Regions from separate parts of the Homo sapiens genome. Here region 2 is linked to region 1. Evidence: read pairs that join two places in POLR2A ChIA-PET (ENCODE). Cell type or tissue: GM12878. All regions are shown on one strand. Links, peaks and the distances in the headings refer to the core of each region. The heading gives the core; the rest is flanking DNA.

What was found. ChIA-PET counts read pairs that join two places held together with the same protein. Peaks named below come from ENCODE experiments on the same cell type or tissue, not always from the same donor. Only the 100,000 strongest peaks of a DNase experiment are listed, where the experiment ranks them.
Region 2: POLR2A ChIA-PET joins it to region 1 with 8 read pairs; 1 of 35 experiments calls an interaction of 5 or more read pairs at or near these places.

The regions. Positions count from the first base shown.
Region 1 is chr19:52,597,876-52,603,356 of GRCh38, reverse strand. It overlaps LOC137778871 (a long non-coding RNA gene), which reads right to left and starts at 2,056. Exons shown (of 3, transcript NR_197425.1): 1 at 2,002-2,056. It also overlaps a transcript of ZNF701 not described here and the pseudogene ZNF137P. RefSeq lists enhancers at 1,097-1,176, 1,837-1,886, 1,498-2,004, 1,957-2,016 and a silencer at 2,137-2,196. In GM12878, for the core only: CTCF peaks have their summits at 1,211 and 2,175 (motif pointing right); a DNase peak (open chromatin) is centred at 2,096; H3K4me3 peaks cover 1,751 bases; H3K27ac peaks cover 543 bases.
Region 2 is chr19:54,466,574-54,471,813 of GRCh38, reverse strand. CDC42EP5 (CDC42 effector protein 5) reads left to right here. Exons shown (of 3, transcript NM_145057.4): 2 at 129-269. Among named protein-coding and RNA genes, the nearest start is that of CDC42EP5, 4.1 kb to the left of the region's middle. In GM12878, for the core only: no CTCF peak of the experiment used is centred there; no DNase peak of the experiment used is centred there; H3K4me3 peaks cover 470 bases.

The DNA.
Region 1 (5,481 bases), core at 203-5,202:
AGGCTGGTCTCAAACTCCTGACCTGAAGTGATCCACTAGCCTCACCCAAAGTGCTGGGATTACAGTCGTGAGCCTGGGCTACAGAGCCAGAGCCCATCCCAAATATTAATTAATTAAATTAAAAGTATTATGTAATAACACCAATTTTTTTTTTCCCACTTCACTGCTCCACTTCCTACCCAACTCTGGGAAAAGGCAAGAGAGTGACTCACAACTGAATAAGTCACTGCTGTTTGGCTGAATAGGGATTTCAGGTGGAAGCTAACCTCTGATGCTAAGATTTACAGGTACATGTCTCATAGACAGGAGTTTAAAAATTCTCAACCTCATCTGTATAATTTAAACAAGTTTTAAGTTATCAGATTATATACAAAGAAGTCAACGACTAATGATATCCAGTGAACTAACCTACTCATCTTTACCCAAAGTCCCCCGCTCCTTTTTTTCTTTTGAGACAGTGTCTCACTCTGTTGACCAGGCTGGAGTGCAGTGGCATGATCTCGGCTCACTGCAGCCTGGGCCTCCTGGGCTCAAGTTATCCTCCTACGTCAGCCTCCAGAGTAGCTAGGATTACAGCTGTGCACCATCACGCCCGGTTAATTTTTTTTTTTTTTTTTTTTTTTGGTCAGAGATGGGGAGGTCTCATTATGTTGCTCGAACTCCTGTACTCAAGCAATCCCCTTGTCTCAGTCTCCTATAGTGCTGGGATTAGAGACGTGAGCTACTGCGCCCAGCCCCTCTGTCTTCATTACTGTGCTTCCCTCGCTAAATCTGTACATATCTCTCATTCTCCCCTTCTCTCTCTAGCTCTTGTTTTCTTGTCTTTTTCCCTGGGCTTCCGTGCCTCATTTTTGCCCCTCTCCTCTTCTGCTGTTTATCCCCTTCTTCCCTCTATTACTTCTCTTCCACCTTTTCTGCTCCATCCTCGCTACTTATTTAACCTCTTATTGCTCCTTCTCCCACAATCTTTGGATTGTCCTCAACCTCCATAGATTCCGCCTCTTCTCCCATCTCTGCGCCTCCTCTGCTCTCCCTGTTACATTCTCTCTTCCCTGTTATACATCCCTGTCCACACTTTATGGCACTCTAGACCCACAGTAGTCCTCCCTGCTGTGCTTCTCCCTCTGTCCTTGCCACCAGCACCACTCTGCTCTGTCTGCCCTGGCTCCAAACCCCTCCTCCTCTCCCTCACTCTGATGAGCCTTCCTCTTTGCTGCCCCCTCTCTTCCTTGCTGTCCTTCATCTCTCTGTACATCTAGCTTTTCTCTACATTTCTCCAGTTGCTTTTCTCCTCCTGCTCTTTTCTTATCTCAGGTTTTCTACTGCTCTCTCTCACCTGATTCCTTTGGCCCATACAATTACAGGAGGGTTTGGAGTAAGACGTCTGCATCCCGGGGGAGCTCATTTTCCAGGGGCTGGAGCTGGGCAGGCAAGGACACCCCGTGTCACAGGACAGGCCCCGGACACCTTCCCAACGCGGGCTCAGGGGAAGCGGTGACGGCGGAGAGGAGACCTGGGGAGCAGCAGGGCCCGGCACGAGAAGGGAGGTGGGGGACGACGGCGCCTTAAGACAATGGTGGGGTCTGAAGGATCTCAGGACCAGGCAGAGGACGCAGCCTCCGCGGGACTGGGGGCACGGCGCTGCACTCGAGGGGCCGTCGAAGGCGAGGGTGGGAGGCGCCCAGGGCGGGAATCCACCTCACCTGTAAGGACTTTAAAAAGCGCGGGGCGGGAGGAGTTAGAAAAAGGTTTTGAGCAGGAAAACTACCCAATACAAAGTGTATACATTGCCCTATAGCAGCAAGACCAGAGACCGCACCAGCTTCAAGGCGATTTTAAACCCAAAAGGAAGTGAACCCCGGACTCTCAAAGGGAAGTCTCAATTTGCTCTGGGTGAAGACGGGCGAGAATTTCCAGGTCTGTGGGGACCCCACGTCCCAGGTACAGACGCGCCGGGGACCTGGGACGCACAGACTTAATATAAAACAGAGAGAAACTCACGCGCTGCCGTGGGACCTTCACTCCACGCTCTCCGCTTCCAGGTTCGCGCTGATCTGCTCGCGCAGGACAGAAGCCAGGCCTGGGCGGGGTCCAGGAGGAGGTGGGCGGGGCCTGGGCAGGCGGAAGCGGGGCGCGAGGCGGAGAGACTTTGCCCTTTAGAACCGGCAGAGGGCGGGGCCGGGGCGGGACAGAGTCAGTCTTGAGCCCAGCGCCTCCGTTTTTCGGGTTTTGGAAGGGAGACTGGCCGGGAAGGCTGAGGCATGAGTCAAAAGCCCTGGAATTGTCTGGAACGGGGATGCAAACTAGAATGTGAAATGCAAAGTCCTGCCTGGGCAGAACTACGATTTCATACTGAGGGCCCACAGGACAGAACAGAAATCCTCTCCCTTTCTATTCTCCATTCACTCGGGGTCGGGGAGGGCGGGTCGGCGGTGGGGGCAGAGTCCACCCTGTGCTCAGCTTCAGAGACTTCCCTAGGGCCACCGCCTGGGATGCGGGACGGAGTGCTCAGGCCAGGGAGGAGCGAAGTCACCACCTGCTGCTTAAACACAGCAGAGATGCGGGCACTGGGGAGGGAGCCTGAGGTCCCAGCTACTCAGGAAGCAGCAGCGGGAGGGTTGCTGAGCCTGGGGTTCCAGACCAGCCTGGGCGACAAAGTAACACCCCCTCCCGCAGGGCTCCCTTCCTCGTTCTCTAACTTTTTAAAATAAAATTTTGATTGTGTGATGTAGGGATCCAACATTATTCTTTTCCATGTGAATATCAAGTTAGTTGTCCCAGCACATTTGTGGAGGAGATCTATTACTTTCTTAATTTCCTTTTTTTTTTTTTAAGACAGAGTATTTCTCTGTCGTCCAGGCTGGAGTGCAGTGGCAAGGTCTCGGCTCAGTGCAGCCTGTACACCCTGTGTTGAAGTGATTCTCCTGCCTCACCCTCCGGAATAGCTGGCATTACAAGCGCGCCACCATGTCCGGCTAATTTTTGTATAATTGGTAGAGATGGGGTTTCACCATGTTGGCCAGGCTGGTCTCAAACTCCTGACTTGAAGTGATCTGCCTGCCTTGGCCTCCCAGAGTGCTGTGATTACAGGCGTGAGCCACCATGCCTGGCACAAGAAATACTCTTTACTTCACTATTTAAATGTTGAGACAATATATTTGAAAACAAAATGATCTTCCCCCAAATGAAAAATCATCTCCACGATAATAAAGAAATAAAAATCATTTTATTAATAAATAAGCCTTAGACCAGAATGTGATGGGAAATAGAGGAAAAGAGCTAAGAGTTTGAAATCAGATGCTTCAGTGTTCTATACAACCCATTAAGGACATGTTTTCAAGATAAACACTAATCAGTCCTCAGGGAAGAGGACACATAGTTGAACAGTCACACATAGTTCATCCTGACTCTACTTGGTAATGGAGGTGACCATCTGTGTCAGCTAACTAGCGTCATCCTGAGGGAGGGGGAGAAACCCTAACCCACAACTTTTGGCAAGTGTGAGTTTTACAACATGGCGACAGGGGCCCTCTCTGGTGAGGCTCCTACAATCCGACAGAAACTGATGTCAGCAGTAAATAATAAAATTTAGAATATATGATTAAGTACAGAATTTATTTGAAGGCAAAGCTTGGAAATAGCCACGTGGAAACATCAACTCTAAATGAATGGGATCAGCGTTCCCAAGTAGAGACGTTAAGATTTCACACACAGGGAAAGACAGAGAAGCTTTAGCAGAATCACCACGTTTTTTATTCTGGGCCAGTGCATAGGCTGCAGCAACTTGATTGATTACGGATAGATACACTTCAAGGAAGGTTACTTTATCACTACATAAGAAGGGACAATGATCCGAGGAGGTCTTATCTCTGGGGCTACTTAGTCTTCTTAATTACTTACAGGAAAACTCTTAGAAGTTGCACCTGCATTCCACTGGACTCAGGTTGCCTGACCACATTCCTCTCAAGGCTCAGAATTATCTCAAAGTCCATAGCCTTAAATTGAAGTTATTTGATGTTTGAATTATTTAATTTCCTACTGAGATAAAGGTACTGTTTCCCTTGTTGTTTGCCTTTCAAAGAGAGCTCCCAAGTCCTTCAAAAATACACCCCTGGGTCATTAAGCTGAAAAAAGGTTTAATTTCTAAAAAAAAAAAACAAAGTTAGCCGGGCATAGTGGTTCATACCTGTAATCCCAGCTACTCGGGAAGCTGAGGCAGGAGAATCGCTTGAACTCGGGAGACGGAGGTTGTGGTGAGGCGAGATCGTGGCTTGCACTCAAGCCTGGGTAACAAGAGAAAAACTCTGTCTAAAAAAAAAAACCTCAGAAGACAGAGAAAATGAATTTACAAATTTTCTAATTGAATGTTCTAAGAGACAAAAGGAAAGAAAAATCTCTTCCTTTACTTTTAAAGGAGGACTTATACCTCTCATTTATTTGCTTGTTTGAGACAGGGTCTAGCTTTTTCACCCAGGCTGGAGTGTGGTGGCAAGATCAGAGCTCACTGCAGCCTCCAACTTTCTGGCTCAAGTGATCCTCCCACCTCAGCACCCCAAGCAGCTGGGACCACAGGTGTGGACTAACACACCTGGCTGTTTTTTTTTATTTTTAGTAGAGATGAGGTCTTACTATGTTGCCTAGGCTGATTTCGAATTCCTGGGCTTAAGCGATCCTCCCTCCTTGGCCTCTCAAAGTGCTGGGATTACAGGTGTGAGCCACCGCTCCGGGCCCTGAGTTTATTTCCATGAAATATGAAATTATCCTCCACTCCTGGGAGTAATAGGCAGTTTTGCACGTCACCTTTCAGTTTCCATTATCCACTCAAACAACCCAGGACCTTGCTTAGTTTAATAATCCCTTCTAATTGCCAGTGCCCGCGGCAACCAGCGCGCCACTCCACCCCTTTACCGAGGTCCCTGCCCCTCTCCCCCACCCTGCCCCAGACAGAGGGGAGCTCGCCCCGCCTGCCGGATGCGTGACTCTACCTGCTCAAAAAAGGCGCTTTGCATTAAAACCATTTTCAACTTAAGAGGAAAAACGATTCAGCGTTCAGTACAGGTGGCCCAACACAATATGTTGTTTTACCTTCGATTGTTTGAAATATTAACTTAGGGGCCGGGCGCGGTGGCTCGCGCCTGTAATCCCAGCACTTTGGGAGGCCGAGGCGGGCGGATCACGAGGTCAGGAGATCGAGACCATCCTGGCTAACACAGTGAAACCCCGTCTCTACTGAAAATACAAAAAATTAGCCAGGCATGGTGGCGGGCGCCTGTAGTCCCAGCTACTCGGGAGGCTGAGGCAGGAGAATGGCATGAACCCGGGAGGCGGAGCTTGCAATGAGCCGAGATCGCGCCACTGCCCTCCAGCCTGGGCGACAGAGCAAGTCTCTAAAATGGACAGGAGGCATCCCTGTGATATTAGGGGTAATATCACGGCACATCAGAAACTATCCACCAATTAGTACCCGGAGAATCTAGTCCT
Region 2 (5,240 bases), core at 1-5,000, 1.9 Mb before region 1:
GGTGGGATTAAGAAAGCGAAGATCTAGGACGCCTAGGACCTGAGGGCGAAGGAGGAGGTGGCTCTACGGACCCGGATGCCTGGCTCCTGAATCTCCCTCCGGGTTCCACATGACACTTTCCTTACCAGGTGAGAACCCGCCCGGAGGAAGAAGGAAGGCGCGGGCCGGGGATTAGGAGACGGAGGCGGACTCGGAGCCAGGGAACCAGGGGTCCGGGCTAGAGCTGGAGTCGTGAGCGCGCGCCCGCCCCGCTCTGGGAGGACCGCGAGGTAAGGCGCGGTGGGGACAGGGGTCCTGGGTCCCGGTCGGGAGGGAAAAGGGCCGCTGAATTCCCGGCCGCAGCCACGTGGCTGCAGGAAGCGCGCAGTGAAGCCCTCGCCGGGCCGGGGGTCTCCCCATCTGGGGTCCCCCGACCCGGCTGCACCGCAGCTCCCACGGGTCTGAGAACCAGTTGGGCCGGATCTAGAGTGGGTTGTTATTTCCGTCCTGGCGGGGCCGGGACTGAGAGAGGACAGAGGTGAACCAGCTGTGCCCGCCACCCTGCAGCTGGAGCCGTGGCCCTGCCCCAGCAGGAAAGAGAGGGGTGGGCGGAGGCGGGGGGAGAACGCGCGGCCCGGGCCTCCCCGGGCTCCACGGTCGCGCCCCGCTTTCTGCCTGTTCCACGTTGGTCACAAACAACAGCCCCTCTGTCCCGAGCCCTGGCAGCGTGAGGGACTTTTTCCGAGCATGACCTCATTGCTTTAAACACAATTCAACCAGAGGGAGGTCAGAGGCTTCTATTTAAGAGGACACCCAGGCTGGCAGAAGTGAAGCGACTTACCCAGGGTCTCAGAGCTAGGGCGCAGAGGTGGCATTCGAAAACGACTTCCAACTCGTTGTTCTGGTCTGGACTGGAGAGGAAAAAAGACAATCAAGGGTGTCAGAGGAAATCTCTCGCCTTCATATCAAATCAGAACATTATTATTTTTTTTCTCATGGGGTGGCATGCCCGTAGTCTCCTATGGGGAGCTAAGAGTTCGTCTGGATTCCAGATCTGGCGCGCAGCATTTGCTACTGTGTGACCCAGGGCAAGTGACTTAACTTCTCTGTGTCTCAGCCATCGCGCATCTGTAAAATGGAGTTGTCCTGAAGATTAAATAAATTAGTTCATTCATGGGGAGGCACTCAGGCTGGTGCCTGGCCCAGGATAAGCACTTGGAAAATAAAATTTCGGCACCCTCAGTGTAGTCTTTCTTTCTTCCCTTTCTTTCTTTCCTTCTTTTTTTCTTTCTTTTTCCTTCCTTCCTTCCTTCTTTCCTTTCTTTCTTTCTCCTTCCTTTCCTTTCTTTTTCTTTCTCTTTCTTTCTCTTTCCTTCCTTCCTTCCTTTTTTCCCTCCCTCTCCTCCCTCCTTTCCTTCTCTCTCTTTTTCTCTCTCTCTCTCCTTTTCTTTTCTTTTCTTCTTGAGACAGGGTCTCTTTCTGTTGCCCAGGCTGAAGTGCGGTGGGACGATCATACCTCACTGCAGCCTCAAACTCCTGGGCTCAAGGGATCTTCCCTTTTCAGCCTCCCAGGTAGCTGGAACTGCAGGTGCATGACACAGCACCTGGCTAATTTTTTATTTTTATTTTTGTAGAGAGATCATCTCACTTTGTTGCGCATTCTGGTCTCAAACTCCTGGGCTCAAGTGATCCTGCTGTCTCAGCCTCCCAAAGAGCTGGCATTGTAGGTGTGAGCCACGGCGCCCAGCCACAAACAAGAGTTCCAACCCCTGTTTTTTGAGGAGTAAACTGAGCTTTAGGTTGAGGAAGCCAGTTTGGGATCGCACAAGAAGGAAATGGCAAAATTTGAGCCCAGATGTGTGTGATGTCAGAAACCAAGACTTTATGTGTGTTGCCAGGTGCTGAAAAGTGGTGGCAACGGATAGGGCAATGGAAGGGGGATGCGAGGTGCATGCTGGGAGCTGGGTCTGACCAGAGGCAGGGGCTGAGAGCTGTCCACGAGTCAAGAGGCAGCAGAGAGTGGAGGCAGCCAGCTCTAGACACTGGAGTTCCCTAGAGCTGGCTTTGTGATCTTGGTCAGTCACGTCCTGTCTCGGATCACCCATTTCCTTCTCTGGAACACTGGGAGAATGATCCGAGGTGTGACTCCATTGAGCATATGTTAATTGAACATTCCCTGTGCGCTGGGCACTGTGCCAAGACTTGCAGGGACATATCCCTCCACCAATTCTTGCAAAAGGACTGGGAAGTATTAGATTAATATCATGCCATTTTCAAGATAAGGAAATGAGGTCAGAAAGGTCAAGTAAGTTGCTCAAAGCCACAGAGCGATCAGCACAGCCAGATTCAAACCTGTGCAATGGACTTTCTGAATTCCACTTTTTCACCTCTGACCCACAGCAGAGCAAGTGCTGAGATCATAGGCTCTGTTAGCAGCTAGAGAGGATTTTTTTTTTAAACTGTGGATCCAGAAGATACATTAATGAGCTGAGCTCAACATTTAAAAATAAAATAGATTACAATAGAAAATATCAGAGTAGGGGCCGGGTGTGGTGGCTCATGCCTGTAATCCCAGCACTTTGGGAGGCCGAGGTGGGCAGATCACGAGATCAGGAGTTCGAGACCAGCCTGGCCAACATGGTGAAACCCCATCTCTACTATAAAATACAAAAATTAGCCAAGCATGGTGGTGTGCACCTATAATCCCAGCTACTCGGGAGGCTGAGGCAGGAGAATCACTTGAACCTGGGAGGCGGAGGTTGCAGTGAGCCGAGATCGCGCCATTGCACTCTTGCCTGGGTGACAGAGCAAGACTCCATCAAAAAAGAAAAGAAAGAAAGAAGGAAGGAAGGAGAAAGAAAGAAAAGAAAGGAAGGAAGGAAGGAGGGAGGGAGGGAAGAAAAGAAAGAAAGAAGGAAGGAAGGAAGGAAGGAAGGAAGGAAGGAATCAGAGTATCTACCACGTTGTAAGACAAGTAAGTATTGGCCGGGCTTACTGGCACACACCTGTAATCTCAGCACTTTGGGAGGCCAAGGCGGGCAGATTGCTTGAGCTCAGGAGTTTGAGACCAGCCTGGGCAACATGGTGAAACCCCATCTCTACAAAAAAAAAAAAAAATACAAAAATAACACTACATGGTAGCATGAGCCTGTAGTCCCAGCTACTCAGGAGTCTGAGGTGGGAGGATCGCTTGAGTCCGGGAGGCGGAGGTTGCAGTGAGCCAAGATCTCACCACCGCACTCCAGCTGGGTGACAGAGTGAGACCCTGTCTCAAAACAAGACAAATCTTGTTTCTTAAAATTTTTATTTCCATTATGGGGAAGGAGAGAGTGGAGATTGTGTGCTAGGTAACGATAAAAATATATTTATTCATCTAGGTTGAGGTCAGAGAAATTTGATAAATGCTGCAGAGGTAGTAAATCAAAACTGGTTTCCCCATGGAAATCAATGTAAAGAGTGTGTGTGTGTGTGTGTGTGTGTGTGTGTGTAGGCCAGTCTTCAGAATCTAGCCATCTACAATTATTTTAAATCCCTTTGGCTTTCATTTTCCTCCATATTATCACCAATACTTCCCAGGGTGCCTGTTACGGTGAAAACAATGTCAGCGGCTTTGTCTTTCTCATAGTGTTCTATCCAACCTAATTTTTGTTCCACAATTATTGTTAGGGAAATATTTTCCCCCCAACGCTAGCATTACCCATTGGTTAGCACTATTACAAGTATAGTTTTCTTTGATCAGACTTTTCTATGTATCCTGAAAGGAAGGTAGTGTTATTTTATTTATCTTACAGATAGAAAAGTAAACAGGGAAATAAAGTAATTTATTGCAGTTCATACAGCTGGCAAAGGGTAGGGCTTCAACTGAAATAGGTTTTTATTATTGCGATAACAGTGACTGTTAAAACAAAAGTACAAGGTCATCAAAGTCCCTCCCAGAAGTTCCACACAAAACATGCAATGACCAGGATATGGGCAGACTCTGTGGCTGCGTTTCTATTTCATATTGAATTTAGGCCGGGCGTGGTGGCTCATGCCTGTATTCCCAACACTTTGGGAGGCCAAGGCAGGCGGATCACCTGAAGTCATGAGTTTGAGTCCAGCCTGGCCAACATAGTGAAACCTCATCTCTACTAAAAATACAAAAATTTGCAGGGCATGGCAGCGCACACCTGTAATTCCAGCCACTCAGGAGGCTGAGGCAGGAGAATCGCTTGAACCCCAGCCTGGGCAACAGAACAAGACTCCGTCTCAAAAAAAAAAAAAAAAGAATTTGGTGCAGCTATGGGCAATAAAGCACCTAGTTTACAATGCAGATGCTGCCAGCTTCAAATTTATGCAATTCTTCCCATTTTTTTTAACATAGGGCTTTTTATTTTTTTTTTGAGACAGAGTCATACTCTGTCACCCAGGCTGGAATGCAATGGCGCGATCTCAGCTCACCACAACCTCTGCCTCCCAAGTTCAAGCGATTCTCCTGCCTCAGCCTCTCAAGTAGCTGGGATTACAGGCATGCACCACCACAACCAGCTAATTTTGTATTTTTTTTTTAGTAGAGATGGAGTTTCACCATGTTGGTCAGGCTGGTCTCAAAGTCCTGACCTCAGGTGATCCACCCGCTTCAGCCTCCAAAAGTGCTGGGATTACAGGTGTGAGCCACCATGCCTGGCTAGGGAATTTATATTATTATTTTAGAAAACATAAGACATCATATTGTTAGGTTGTAGTCTCAAGATCAGGTACAGTTGGCCAGGCGTGGTGGCTCATGCCTGTAATCCCAGCACTTCGGGAGGCCGAGGCGGGCAGATCACGAGGTCAGGAGTTCAAGACCAGCCTGACCAACATGGTGAAACCCTGTCTCTACTAAAAATACAAAAATTAGCGTCTCAAAAAAAAAAAAAAAAGATCAGGTACAGTTGCCCCTTGGTAGCAGTGATGGGACTGGTTCTGGGACCCCTATGGATACCCAAATATGCAGATGTTTAAGTCTCTTATATAAATGCCCTAGTATTTGCATATAACCTATGTACATCCTCTCCTACACTTTAAATCATCTCTAGATTACTTATAATGCATAATACAATGTAAATGCTTTGCAAATAATTGTTATATTGTTTGAAACTTGTACTCATTTTTTATTACTGTATTTTTTCCCCAGTATTTTTTATCAGCAGTTGATTGAATCTGCTGATGCGGAACCCACAGATACCAAGGACTGTAATTCAAATCATAAAATGCACCCTAGGCAAAGCCCACCTGGGCCT